2 separate regions of the Homo sapiens genome follow, and region 2 is linked to region 1. Evidence: chromatin contacts called from ENCODE Hi-C or POLR2A ChIA-PET data. All regions are on one chromosome and are shown on one strand. The core of a region is the stretch at or near the end of the contact, and the rest is flanking DNA. Distances in the headings are between cores, read along the strand shown.

Region 1 (6,104 bases), core at 729-3,228:
TCACTTCCCCTCTCTGAGCCTCGGTTTCCTCACCTCCTTCCTCACAGCATCTTTGTGAAGATTGAAATGAAATAATGTCCATGAAAGGGCTTGGCACAGGCCTGCCTCCCAGAACACTCGATATGTGCTAGGCGCTGTTCTATGTACTTTACAGAAATCACCTCATTCATTTCTTCCAACAACCCTCTGAGGAAGGGATTATTATCATCCCCATTTGCAAAACAGGGGAAACAGAGGCACAGGGAAGTTCAGCAACTTGCAGAGGCAGGATTTGAACCAAGCAGTTTTGCTGGAGAACCAGAGTTCTTCACCCCACACCACACACACTAGGTGCTTTAGGAAAGGCAGCTGGTGTTAACATTTTTCTCATCTGATCAGGAAGTTGGGTGGTTAGAGTTGTCACAGTACTTTGTGAAAAATGGGAAGATAAAATAATAATTATGAATTGAGGTGGGTTTGGTCAATTTTGTCTTTCAGCTAGGAAGGTGAGGAGGGACAAACAGCTGAAGGCCCTATGTGGGGGGAGGAGGGGTCGGGCCCTTGTTCTGGCTGCGTTGGGTGGGTGTCTGGTGCTTCACCCCTTCTAGGCCAGGGATGCTCACCCCAGGACGATGAGTTCACCATACTTGATGGGCTCCTCGCCTGGCTGCGCATCTTCACCGGGAGAGGAGAGAACGCAAGAGCCCTTGTTCCCCCGGTGCTGGAGGTCTGAGGTTCGGGGGGACCCCACTTCAGGGTTTCCTTCCAGCACCATTCTGGGCAGAGTGGGAGAGAAAAGAGCTTTGTAGGTTCCCACCCCAGCCCGGCTCAATTCCAGCTGCAGCCTGCTGCAGGGCCGCCTAGGCTAAGGCAAGGGTGACCTTTCACCGCCTCTACTGCTATGGCAACCACTTCCCCTCTGCCTCCTCTAAACTGCCCGAGGTTGCTGGGATACCAGGGAGGGGTGGCACAGTGAAGAGAGTCAGGATATTCAGTGGTGCCAAAGAGATGGACCAACTTGGGGTGGCCAGAGGCTGCTTTTTGGCCAAGATCCCAGTCTGGGATGTGCTTCAAAGCGGGGCACCCAATGAGTTGGGGGCCGTTACCCCTCATCTCAGACTCAGTTCCTGCTTATAGCTCTTAGCCTCTGGACCTCTGATTTAGCCTCTCTGACAGGTTCTTTGAATCTACCTGTCCATCTGAATCTTTCTTGCCCCTTTGAGGTCTAGGCCTCTGTCTGTCCATCTGCTTTCTCAATGACTCTCTGTCCTCCCAGCCGCTGTCCTTTTTGCCGTCTCTCTCCCCCCATTCCCCATCTCTGCCTGTCTGCCCGCCTCCGCCTCACCATCTGCCTCAGTCTCCCCATCTCGGCCTCCCCCTGCGGGTAGGCCAATAGACTCCTCCTGGGTGCGCGCTCTTCCCTCCCTCAGGTGTCTGTCTGCGTCCCCAGCCGCCCGGGTCTCAGGAGGCCTGCGGAGGCGGCGCTCCCCCCTCGAGCTCGGGCTGCAGCACAGCCGTCTCCCGCAGGCAGCCCGTTTGGAAAACATCCCCGCGCCAGAGGGACCGCGCCGGGGCAGGCCCGCGCCCTGCGCCCCGGGCGGGCAGAACGGGAACCGCGGCCCAGCACCTACGCAGGTCCACACCCGGCGGCCCCTCCGCACAACACGCGCGCGTGCACGGCCCCGCACGCCCCGGGCCCGGACGGCGCAGAGACCACCCGCACCCGCGACCGCAGGGACGCGCGGGCGCGCAGCAGCCACCGGCGCCCGCCCTCGGACCCACTCCCTCCACCACCCCCAGACACGCAAACACGCCCCCCGCGCCCGCCGGGGCCCGCCTGGCGCAGCCCCCGCCCCCTCCGCCCCGGCGGCCTCACCTGGCCACGCTCCGGGCCCCGCTGGGCGCCGCTCCCTCCCCGCCTAGCCCCTGCTCGGCCCCGGGCCGCTGCGGCGGGATGGGCCCGGCCCGCGGCGGCTCCGCGCTGCCTCGTCACGGGGACACCCAGGGCCGGGGGAGGGGGATGAGCGCGAACAGCCACGCTCCGCCCCCTGTCCGGAGGCCCCGCCCCATTTTCCCCGCCCCTAGGAGAGCTCCGCCTCGCTCCAGACTCCGCCTCTTGCGGCGATGCTCAGCCTTCGTAGGCGGAGCTCCGCCCCTTCGCAGGAGACCACGCCCTTCCCCTGGTACCGCCCTCTGACCAGGGAAGCCCCGCTCTCCACTCCGTCTGAGGGACTCCCTTGCCCCTCCTAGCCGGCTCAGGACTCCCCCGTAGTCTACACGACCCCTCCCCCATTTCAGACTCCCCAAACTCCGCCTCCATTTCCGGGGACTCCGGGGTTCTCCCAGAGACATGGGCGCCCCTCCCCACTGTCGGTCAGGGCCCTCACACGGCGCTGGAGGCCCCTTCCCTAGCCTTAGGCCCGGGACTACGCACCCCCAGCTCCGACACCCCGCCTACCATCTGGGGACGCCACGCAATTAGAGGAGAGGAGGAAAATGCTAAAGGCAAAGGGGGTGTGCGGCAGCGGTGGAGGCCGGGGAAAGCAGCTGCAGTTGACCAGAGTCGCAGACCTGTCTTCCAGCCCAGCTCGGGCACCCCCCATTCCCCTCCCCTCAGTCCCCTCCCCTCCGCCAGGATGCACACACCCCCCGCTGTGCTGCAAAGGAAAGAGAGTTTTGGGGGAGCACCGCCCCTTCTGGGCCTGGGGCTTGCGAGAGATCTATCAGTCTACGTTAGGCGCTGTGCGCTGTGCTTTGAGCAAATTAAACCCTTTACTTTAATCCTGGGAGGCAGGCACGATAGTTGCCCATTTTACAGATGAGGAAATAGATTTACAAAAGTGACTTGCTTGTTGTAGTTTGCTAGAAACGGGCCAAGAGAGAATCTCAGCTGTATGAGTGGCTTCAGTCTCAACTCCTAACTTCGTACCTTGTCGTTCTGACTAGGGATGGAGCCTCAGAGGTGCAGAAGAGAAACCTTGTCTGCATCAGGTAAGGTCCCTATTGCTCAGTACTCTTGGTCTGGAACTATAAAGGCTGGATTATAGTTCCAGATCAAGTCTTTGGTCTTGTGGGGGGCGGTGGGGGTGTTTAATGAGAAAATCAAGGAAGACTGCACAGAGGAGGTGGCTTTTGACTTCCATTATGAAGGATGCATGTTTAGTTTGCCTAAACATTCCTGAGAGGGAGCCGCTGCCACTCCCACCCCCACAAACTTGTTGCACCTGAAGTTCCCCATCTACCAGACTCCCCTGGGGCCCTACTATATCCACCCCGCTAACTCCTCCACCTAAAAATAGCCAAAGATACCAACTGCTTTGCCAACTGTTCTGGGGCCCAGCGGCTAGATGAAACAAGAAAGCAGCCGACGGCACATCCTTTAGGGGAAAAGACACTCGTTAGTCACAGAGAATCTCCCTGCGAGACTTCCACCAAGCAGGACACCACCAGACCGCTGGGCTGCTGGCTGCAGGTCACACAAACCCTGTGACACAGGATAGCTGCCCTCACTGATGCCACCAGAGGCGTCCATTGTGCTGGGTGTGCACGGGGACCCTGGGACAGCCTCACTCCCTTGTGTACCCCCAGCTTTTAATGCATTGCCTGCCAGAGCAGGTCCTCAGTGAATATATACTGAATCCCTGTTATAATCCCCAATTTACACACCAGGAAGCTGAGGCTCAGGCAGAAGAAGAAACTTGCCCCAGGTCACAAGCCAGGCAGATGTGGAGCTGATGCTTCACAGGAGCCCCAGTGCTTCCACCTGACACTGGACTGCATGGAGGAAGGTCTGAGAGGGATCACCAAGACTCACTGGAGGAGGAGGCAGGGATTTCTCCTGGGGCAGTACTGGGATTGGAGCTGCATGGTGGCACAGCCAGACCATCAGGCCTCAGGGAGGCTGAGGTGGGCCCGACACCAGGATTGCCCAAGTAAGGGAGAGGAAGGGAGAGTTAGGACACCAGTAGCAGATGCCTAAGTTCCAACCTTGGCTTCTGGCTCTAAATCCAGCGCTCTGCTCCAAGAACTCCAGCTTCTTAATCTCACTAAGCTTCAGTTTCCTTATGTGTAAAATGGGAATAATAATGATACTTGTGGTGAATAGGATTTTGCAGTATTGCTTTGAAATTCCTTTGTCAACCCTCCCTTTTCTCTCTTCAATCTAGATCTTGTCCCTGTTGGTTCAAAGAAAGGAATAAAATAGAAACTTTATTTCTTTCTTAAAAAATTTTATTATTATTATACTTTAAGTTTTAGGGTACATGTGCACAACGTGCAGGTTTGTTACATATGTATACATGTGCCATGTTGGTGTGCTGCACCCATTAACTCATCATTTAGCATTAGGTATATCTCCTAATGCTATCCCTCCCCCCTCCTCCCACCCTACAACGGTTCCCGGTGTGTGATGTTCCCCTTCCTGTGTCCATGTGTTCTCATTGTTCAATTCCCATCTATGAGTGAGAAAATGTGGTGTTTGGTTTTTTGTCCTTGCGATAGTTTGCTGAGAATGATGGTTTCCAGCTTCATCCATGTCCCCTACAAAGGACATGAACTCATCATTTTTTATGGCTGCATAGTATTCCATGGTGTATATGTGCCACATTTTCTTAACCCAGTCTATCATTGTTGGACATTTGGATTAGTTCCAAGTCTTTGCTATTGTGAATATTGCCGTAATAAACATACGTGTGCCTGTGTCTTTATAGCAGCATGATTTATAATCCTTTGGGTATATACCCAGTAAAGGGATGGCTGGGCCAAATGGTATTTCTAGTTCTAGATACCCCTTTTTTTTTTTTTTTTTTTGAGACGGAGTCTCGCTCTGTCGCCCAGGCTGGAGTACAATGGCACAATCTCGGCTCACTGCAAGCTCCACCTCCCAGGTTCACGCCACTCTTCTGCCTCAGCCTCCCGAGTAGCTGGGACTACAGGCACCCGCCACCACGCCTGGCTAATTTTTGTAGTTTTAGTAGAAACGGGGTTTCACTGTGTTAGCCAGGATGGTCTCGATCTCCTGACCTTGTGATCCGCCTGCCTCTGCCTCCCAAAGTGCTGGGATTACAGGTGTGAGCCACCACGCCCGGCCGAAACTTTATTTCTTTAATTCTTGGGTTCTAATGCCTGAAGGGGAGAGGCTTGGAATAGTTTGGAAAAGTAGTTGTATATCTAGTTGAGAAAACATGTGGAAAAAACAAAACAGGGCTGGGCGCAGTGGCTCACCCCAATGCTTTGGGAGGCCAAGGCAGGAGGATCGCTTGAGGCTAGGAGTTTGAGACGAGCCTGGGCAACATAGTAAGACCCTGTCTCTACAAAATTAAAAAAATTAGCTGGGCATGGTGGTGCCTGCCTGTAGTCCCAGCTACGCAAGAGGTTGGGTCAGGAGAATCATTTGAGCCCAGGAGATCGAGACTGCAGTGAGCTATGATCACATCACTACACTCCAGCCTGGGCAACAGAGTAAAATCCTGTCTCTAAAAAAAATTAAGAAGAGAAAAAAACAACAGCAGCACATTCTTTCTGGGCTGGGAGATTTGGAGAGGAGAAGGAAGAGCTAAGATGCTAGGTTCTGCCCTTGAGGCCATGCCAGACGGGGAGGGTGGGGTTGGGAAAAGACAGATCCCTCACATGGATTTGGGGATCCAGAGCAGAGGCGACCTGGGCTTCAGTTCTCGGTCTCTAGCTTTAGAGGAAAGCCCTTGAAGCAAGGCCTGAGAATAATAATCCATGGCTCTTGGTCTCTTAGTTCTACTTCCTGAGTCATCTTTCATTTTCCATAAAAGGTAGTCTGTGTTTGCAGCTGAGTAATTTTCTTGGCCTGCATCCTGTCTATAGAAGTTTGAGGGTTCGAATGCCTCTTTTCCATTTCTGTTGTCTCTGTCCTTTACAGTCCAAGTTGTCAGTGTTTCTGCCAATACAATTCTCTTAAAAACTTTGTAGATTTCTATGGACCTTATTCACTTCATTAGACTATGCCCACAAATCTCTTTGAGATAAGCCCCCCTACCTTGGGCTCATGCTGATAGACAAATCCTTTAACGTTTCTAGAAGCCCTTATTGTTTGAATGGTTCTATTGCCTTAGACCTGAAGTCTTAGGGAATTTACAGGCATACTGTTGGCCTCT
Region 2 (5,906 bases), core at 2,901-5,400, 190 kb before region 1:
TTCATACATAGTACTTTGAGCAGAAAAGCAAATCACATATTAATGATTAGCAGTGACATTTTGCAGTAAAGTATGTCTTCTAGATTATGGACATCTTATTTATCTTTGTTTAGATCCCCATAGAACACATTTAATGATGGACTCAACTCTACTTAAGCTTTATTGTACTTTATATGGAAATGTTGATGTGTAAATTCTGACTACATGTGAAATTTTACCTACAATAATAAAGCATTTACCTCACATATTTTATACTTAATCTTGACAGGTGAAGCAAAAATTTTCCCTTATTTCTTAGGGGAATGGTCTGACAATCTACAGAAGTTAACCTGTCCATCCATGCACACATTCCAACCAGTGGTGATGTACATAAGGCTCATGTTAGCGTCAGTATTCCCCAAGGAAGCAAGACTGTCTCTGTTTTACAAAAGGGAAAATAAGGCAAAGATGCTGGGATTTTCTTATGATCTGCAAGGCACTATGCAGAGCCAAGAAAAAAAATTTGCAGGTTTTGCTGGCCTCAGCAAAATCTCTGGTGGTTCTGTGCTAGGTTTCAACCAATTTAACATAGGAAGTTTAACATATACCAGGTGCGTGACTCACGCCTGTAATCCTAGCATTTTGGGAGGCTGAGGCAGGTGGATTGCCCGAGCTCAAGAGTTTGAGACCAGCCTGGGCAACATGGTGAAACCCCATCTCTACTAAAAATACAAAAAATTAGCCGGGCATGGTGGTGTGCACCTGTAATCCCAGCTACTAGGGAGGCTGAGGCACAAGAATCGCTTGAACCCAGGAGGCAGAGGTTACAGTGAGCCAAGATCACGCCAATGCACTCCAGCCTGGGCAACAGAGTGAGACTCTGTCTCAAAAAAATAAATAAATAAATAAAAGTATCTTGATTTCTATGTCATTGGCACAAGAAAAAAAATTTTCTGCAAAAGAGTTCTATATCATCACTGCCCAATAACACTCCTGGCAGTGATGGAAGTGTTCCATATCTGTGCTGTCCAATTTGTGGCTACTGTGGTTACTGAGTACCTGAAATGTGGTTTATTCCACTGAGAAACTGAGTTTTTTATTTAATTATAATTAGCTACATGTAGCTAGTGGCTACTCTATTGGACAGCAGTTTAGATAGTAAAATAAGCTGCTCATAGGTGGAGAAAAAGCCCTGCAGAATTGCATAATTTTTATTTTAGAAAACCTTTCACACCAAAAGAGTACTGTTGAGTAGGACAAATGTATTTTTTTGTTTTGAGATGGAGTCTCGCTCTGTCACTGAGGCTGGAGTGCACTGGCATGATCTCGGCTCACTGCAACCTCTGCCTCCCAGGTTCAAGCAATTCTCCTGTCTCAACCTCCCCAGTAGCTGGGATCACAGTCGCGCGCCACCACGCCTGGTGAATTTTCGTATTTTTAGTGGAGATGGGGTTTCACCATATTGGTCAGGCTGGTCTTGAACACCTGACCTCAGGTGATCCACCCACCTCGGCTTCCCAAAGTGCCGGGATTACAGGCGTGAGCCACCACACCTGGCCAATGTTTTTATTCCTAAACCTTACTTCTTATATGATAAATTGCATATTGTGAATACAAAATTCCTTTAGTTCACCAAGTTTCTCACTATAGACCATTTCAGAGTCCCATGAGGCCTCTCAACGCTAAAAGCTCCTGAATTCATTTATCAACTGTTTGAATTCCTACTATGAGCTAGGATGTGGGAACATGGTGATGAATGAGGCATATGTGGTTTCTGTAGCCTCAGATCTACCCCCTTCCTCAGGTTTCCAGCATGGCACAGAAAGACACTAGGCCCTCAGGGCACTCAAGGTGCTGTTAGAAACTTGTCCTAAGGGCAGAAAAAGGTTGGCTGCCTGCAAGATGGACCAGAAAAGGGAAGCAACTTGCCCCAGATTGGTTTCATAGCTTGTCAGGATTTTGCTTACAAACCTGGTCCTCAGGAAGTCACCTGGCCTAGGAGATTTGGGAAAAGGAAGGAGGGGAGAAATAAATATTCCTGGGAAGAGCTGTCAGTTTGTTGGAAGATCAATCTCGGCTTTCTTCAGACCAGAGCTAGGCTCTGCCGCTGAGGAGAAATGAAATGCAAGAAATGATAGAATCAGCTCCAGGAACTTGCAGGAGAAGAATGAAAAATCTGACGAGATGAATTCAATCTGAAGTGCCTTAGGTTTGCAGGGCCTTTGAGAATCCAGGCCAAATTCAAACCGTGTATCTGTCACCCCTGCAAATCCACAAGAACCCAATGAGGTAGCATCACTGGCTCTCCCAGCAATTAAGGCTACTGAGATTTAGAAAGTTTAGGCCGGGCACGGCTGAGCGCAGTGGCTCACGCCTGTAATCCCAGCACTTTGGGAGGCCGAGTCGGGTGGATCACGAGGTCAGGAGATCGAGACCATCCTGGCTAACATGGTGAAACCCTGCCTCTACTAAAAATACAAAAAAAATTAGCCAGGTATGGTGGCACATGCCTGTAGTCCCAGCTACTCGGGAGGCTGAGGCAGAAGAATGGCGTGAACCCGGGAGGCAGAGCTTGCAGTGAGCTGAGATCGCACCACTGCACTCCAGCCTGGGCGACAGAGCAAGACTCCATCTCAAATTAAAAAAAAAAAAAAAAAGTTTAGGTCGGGTGCAGTGGCCTACCTACACCTGTAATCCCAGCACTTTGGGAGCCGAGGTAGAAGGATCACCTGAGGTCTGGAGTTTGAGACCAGCCAGGACAACATGGCGAAACCCTGTCTCTACTAAAACTACAAAAAAATTAGGCAGAAGCCTGTAATTCCAGCTATTCAGTAGGCTGAAGTAGGAGAATCACTTGAACCCAGGAGGCAAAGGTTGTAGTGAGCCAAGATCGTGCCACTGCACTCCAGCCTGGTTGCAGAGCAAGACTCTGTCTCAAAAAAAAAAAAAAAAAAAGAGAGACTCCCATCTCAAAAAAAAAGAAATTGTGATAAGTACCACAAATTACACAAAATGGGTCCAATGGCAGGGAATAATGGGAGGACATATCTACTAAGCTACAGGTGGTTTGGGAGGGCATTCCAATACTTGATCCTGAAGCTAAGACCTGAAGTTAAGTTAGCTCTAAAGCAGTAAAGAGAAAGGTCCCTTCAGATTTAAAAAAAAAAAAAAAAAAAAGGCCCTGAGGCAGGAAAGAGCTCAGTGTATACAAGGATCTGAAAGGAGAGTCAGTATGGTCAGAAAAGGATAGATAAGCAGGGAAAAGGGCCTGAGATAATAAAGTGTGACAGAGGAAAGGCACGTTCAAACTAAGGGATTGGGCATTTTACTTTAGATAAAAGGGGAAGTTGCTGAAAGGTTCTAAGTAACGAAAGAAACATCTGATTTACATACATTTCACAAGAACATTCTGGCTATTAAATGGAGAATACTTTGAAGACCCAAGGGTAAGAAAAAGATGGACCTGGAGGTCACTGTAGTCATCTTGGTGGGAGAGGATAGCATGGTCTAGACTATGGCTGTGGCAAAGACATGGAGAAAAGAGGCAACATGTGATATAAACATGATCAAGAGCTGCTAATGGTTGGGGAGGGCGTAAGAATGACTACCAGCAATCTGGCTGAAAGAGAGAATGGGATAAGGAAGACTGAAGGAGAAATGATTTTAGAGTGGGGAGTCTCAGGAGCTCTATCTCAGATATACCAAGTTTGAGGTGTATTAAGACAACCAGCCAGGTGCAGTAGCTCATGCCTGTAATCCCAGCAAGTTGGGAGGCCAAGGCGGGCAGAACCCGAGGTCGGTAGTTCGAGACCAGCCTGGCCAATATGGTGAAATCCCGTCTCTAAATTTTGTATCTAAAGATACAAAAATTAGCCAGGTGTAGTGGCACGTGCCTGTAGTCCTAGCTACTCAGGAGACTGAGGCAGAAGAATCACTTGAATCCGGGGGGCGGAGCTTGCAGTGAGCCGAGATCGCGCCACTGCACTACAGCCTGGGCAACAGAGTGAGACTCCATCTCAAAAAAAAAAAAAAAAAAAAAAAAAGAACCAAGAAGAAATGTCAGCTAGGTGTCCAGATCCCTGAATCTTGAGCACAGAAGAGAGGTTTCAAACTGGAGATATCAAGAGTCTTTAGCACCTGGATCAGTGTTACATAACAGAAATACAATGTGAGCCACAAATGCAAACCACATAGGGAACTGAAACAGGTGAAATTAAATTGTATTAATTTTATTTTCCCCAGATAGTCTGGTGGTTAGGAAAAAAAAAAATTTTAATGTATTTTTACCCAATATGTGCAAAAAAATGACCATTTCAACATATAATGAGCATTAAAAACTGAATATATATATATATATATTTTTTTTTTTTGAGAGACACTCTTGCTCTGTTGCCCAGGCTAGAGTGCCGTGGCCCAATCTTGGCTCAATAGAACCTCCGCCTCCCAGGTACAAGCAATTCTCCTGTCTCAGCCTCCCAAGAAGCTGGGACTACAGGCACGTGCCACCACGCCTGGCTAAGTTTTGTATTTTTAGTAGAGATGGGGTTTCACCACCTTGGCCAGGCTGGTCTCAAACTCCTGACATCAAGTGATCTGCCCACCTTGGCCTCCCAAAGTGCTGGGATTACAGGCGTGAGCCACTGCGCCTGGCTTATATTAATTTTTTAAATCCCATAGGTATTTGGTACTCGCAGCACTGTATATGTCTCTGGCTACCACACTGAACAGCACAACTCCATATGGTATACAAAGCCAAAGCAATGAATGAAGTCTTGAAGAGGATTTCAAACTTGGCACTAGTGATAACTGGGAAAGGTGCCCCTCCTGTGCATTGGAGGATGTTTAGCCACATCCCTGGCGGGAGAAACCCCCTAAATTGTGACAATTAACAATGATTTCAGGGAATCTCTGAGCCTATTCTAGTTGCCCATTTAAAACAAAACGAAAAAAAAAAAAAAAAAAAAAAAAAGGTCAGACTAGGCCAGGCACAGTGGCTCACGCCTGTAATCCCAGCATTTTGGGAGGCCGAGGCAGGCGGATTACCTGAGGTCGGGAGTTCAAAACCAACCTGACCACCACGGAGAAACCCCATCTCTACTAAAAATACAAAATTAGACGGGCGTGGTGGTGCATGCCTGTAATCCCAGCTACTAGGGAGGCTGAGGCAGCAGAATCGCTTGAATCCAGGAGGCAGAGGTTGCACTGAGCCGAGATCGTGCCGTTGCACTCCAGCAGCCTGGGCAACAAGAGCAAAACTCCATCTCAAAAAAAAAAAATTTTAAAAAAGGGTCAGACTAGGTGGCTCACGCCTGTAATCCCAGCACTTTGGGAGGCTGAGGCAGGCAAATGGCTAGAGCTCAGGAGTTCAAGACCAGCCTGGGCAACATGGCAAAACCACAACTACAAAATACAGAAATTAGTTGGGCATGCTGGCATGCGCCAGTGGTCCCAGCTACTCGGGAGGCTGAGGTGAGAGAATTGCTTGAGCCCGGGAGGAGGTGGAGGTTGAACACGGCACTCCAGCCTGGGTGACATAGGAAGACCCTGTCTCAAAAAAAAGGTGGGGGAGGGGGCAGGCGAGGTGGCTCATGCCTATAATTTTTTTTTTTTTTTTTTTTTTTTTTGAGATGGAATCTTGCTCTGTCGCCCAGGCTAGAGTGCAGTGGCGCTATCTCATCTCACTGCACCCTCCACCTCCCGGGTTCAAGTGATTCTTCTGCCTCAGCCTCCCAAGTAGCTGGGACTACAGGTGCGCACCACGACAACTGGCTAATATTTTACATTTTTAGTAGAGACGGGGTTTCATCATGTCGGCCAGGCTGCTCTCGAGCTCCTGACCTCAAGTGATCCACCCCCTCGGCCTCCCAAAGTGCCGGGATTACAGGTGTGAGCCACCGCGCCCGGCCTAATCTTAGTAGTCTGGAAGG

What was found. Hi-C counts contacts between places; a loop is a spot of excess contacts on that map. ChIA-PET counts read pairs that join two places held with the same protein, here RNA polymerase II (POLR2A). Pooled maps may share reads with other maps.
Region 2: a pooled map shows a loop between it and region 1 (2.4-fold over the local background). The contact joins the enhancer-like site here to the promoter of PELI3 in region 1. A Hi-C loop is called at or near these places in 1 of 50 pooled maps. POLR2A ChIA-PET finds 5 or more read pairs at or near these places in 5 of 52 experiments (Caco-2, GM10248, IMR-90 and 2 more).

The regions. Positions count from the first base shown.
Region 1 is chr11:66,462,779-66,468,882 of GRCh38, reverse strand. PELI3 (pellino E3 ubiquitin protein ligase family member 3) reads right to left here and starts at 1,978. Exons shown (of 8, transcript NM_145065.3): 1 at 1,856-1,978; 2 at 603-755; 3 at 1-50. The coding sequence starts at 754. RefSeq lists silencers at 1,491-1,840, 1,851-2,060 and enhancers at 3,012-3,511, 3,512-4,013.
Region 2 is chr11:66,657,380-66,663,285 of GRCh38, reverse strand. It overlaps a transcript of RBM4 not described here. Among named protein-coding and RNA genes, the nearest start is that of RBM4B, 18 kb to the left of the region's middle. Within about 2 kb of position 4,150, at least 2 of the 41 ENCODE cell types and tissues checked have a DNase peak (open chromatin) inside an H3K27ac peak, as active enhancers do.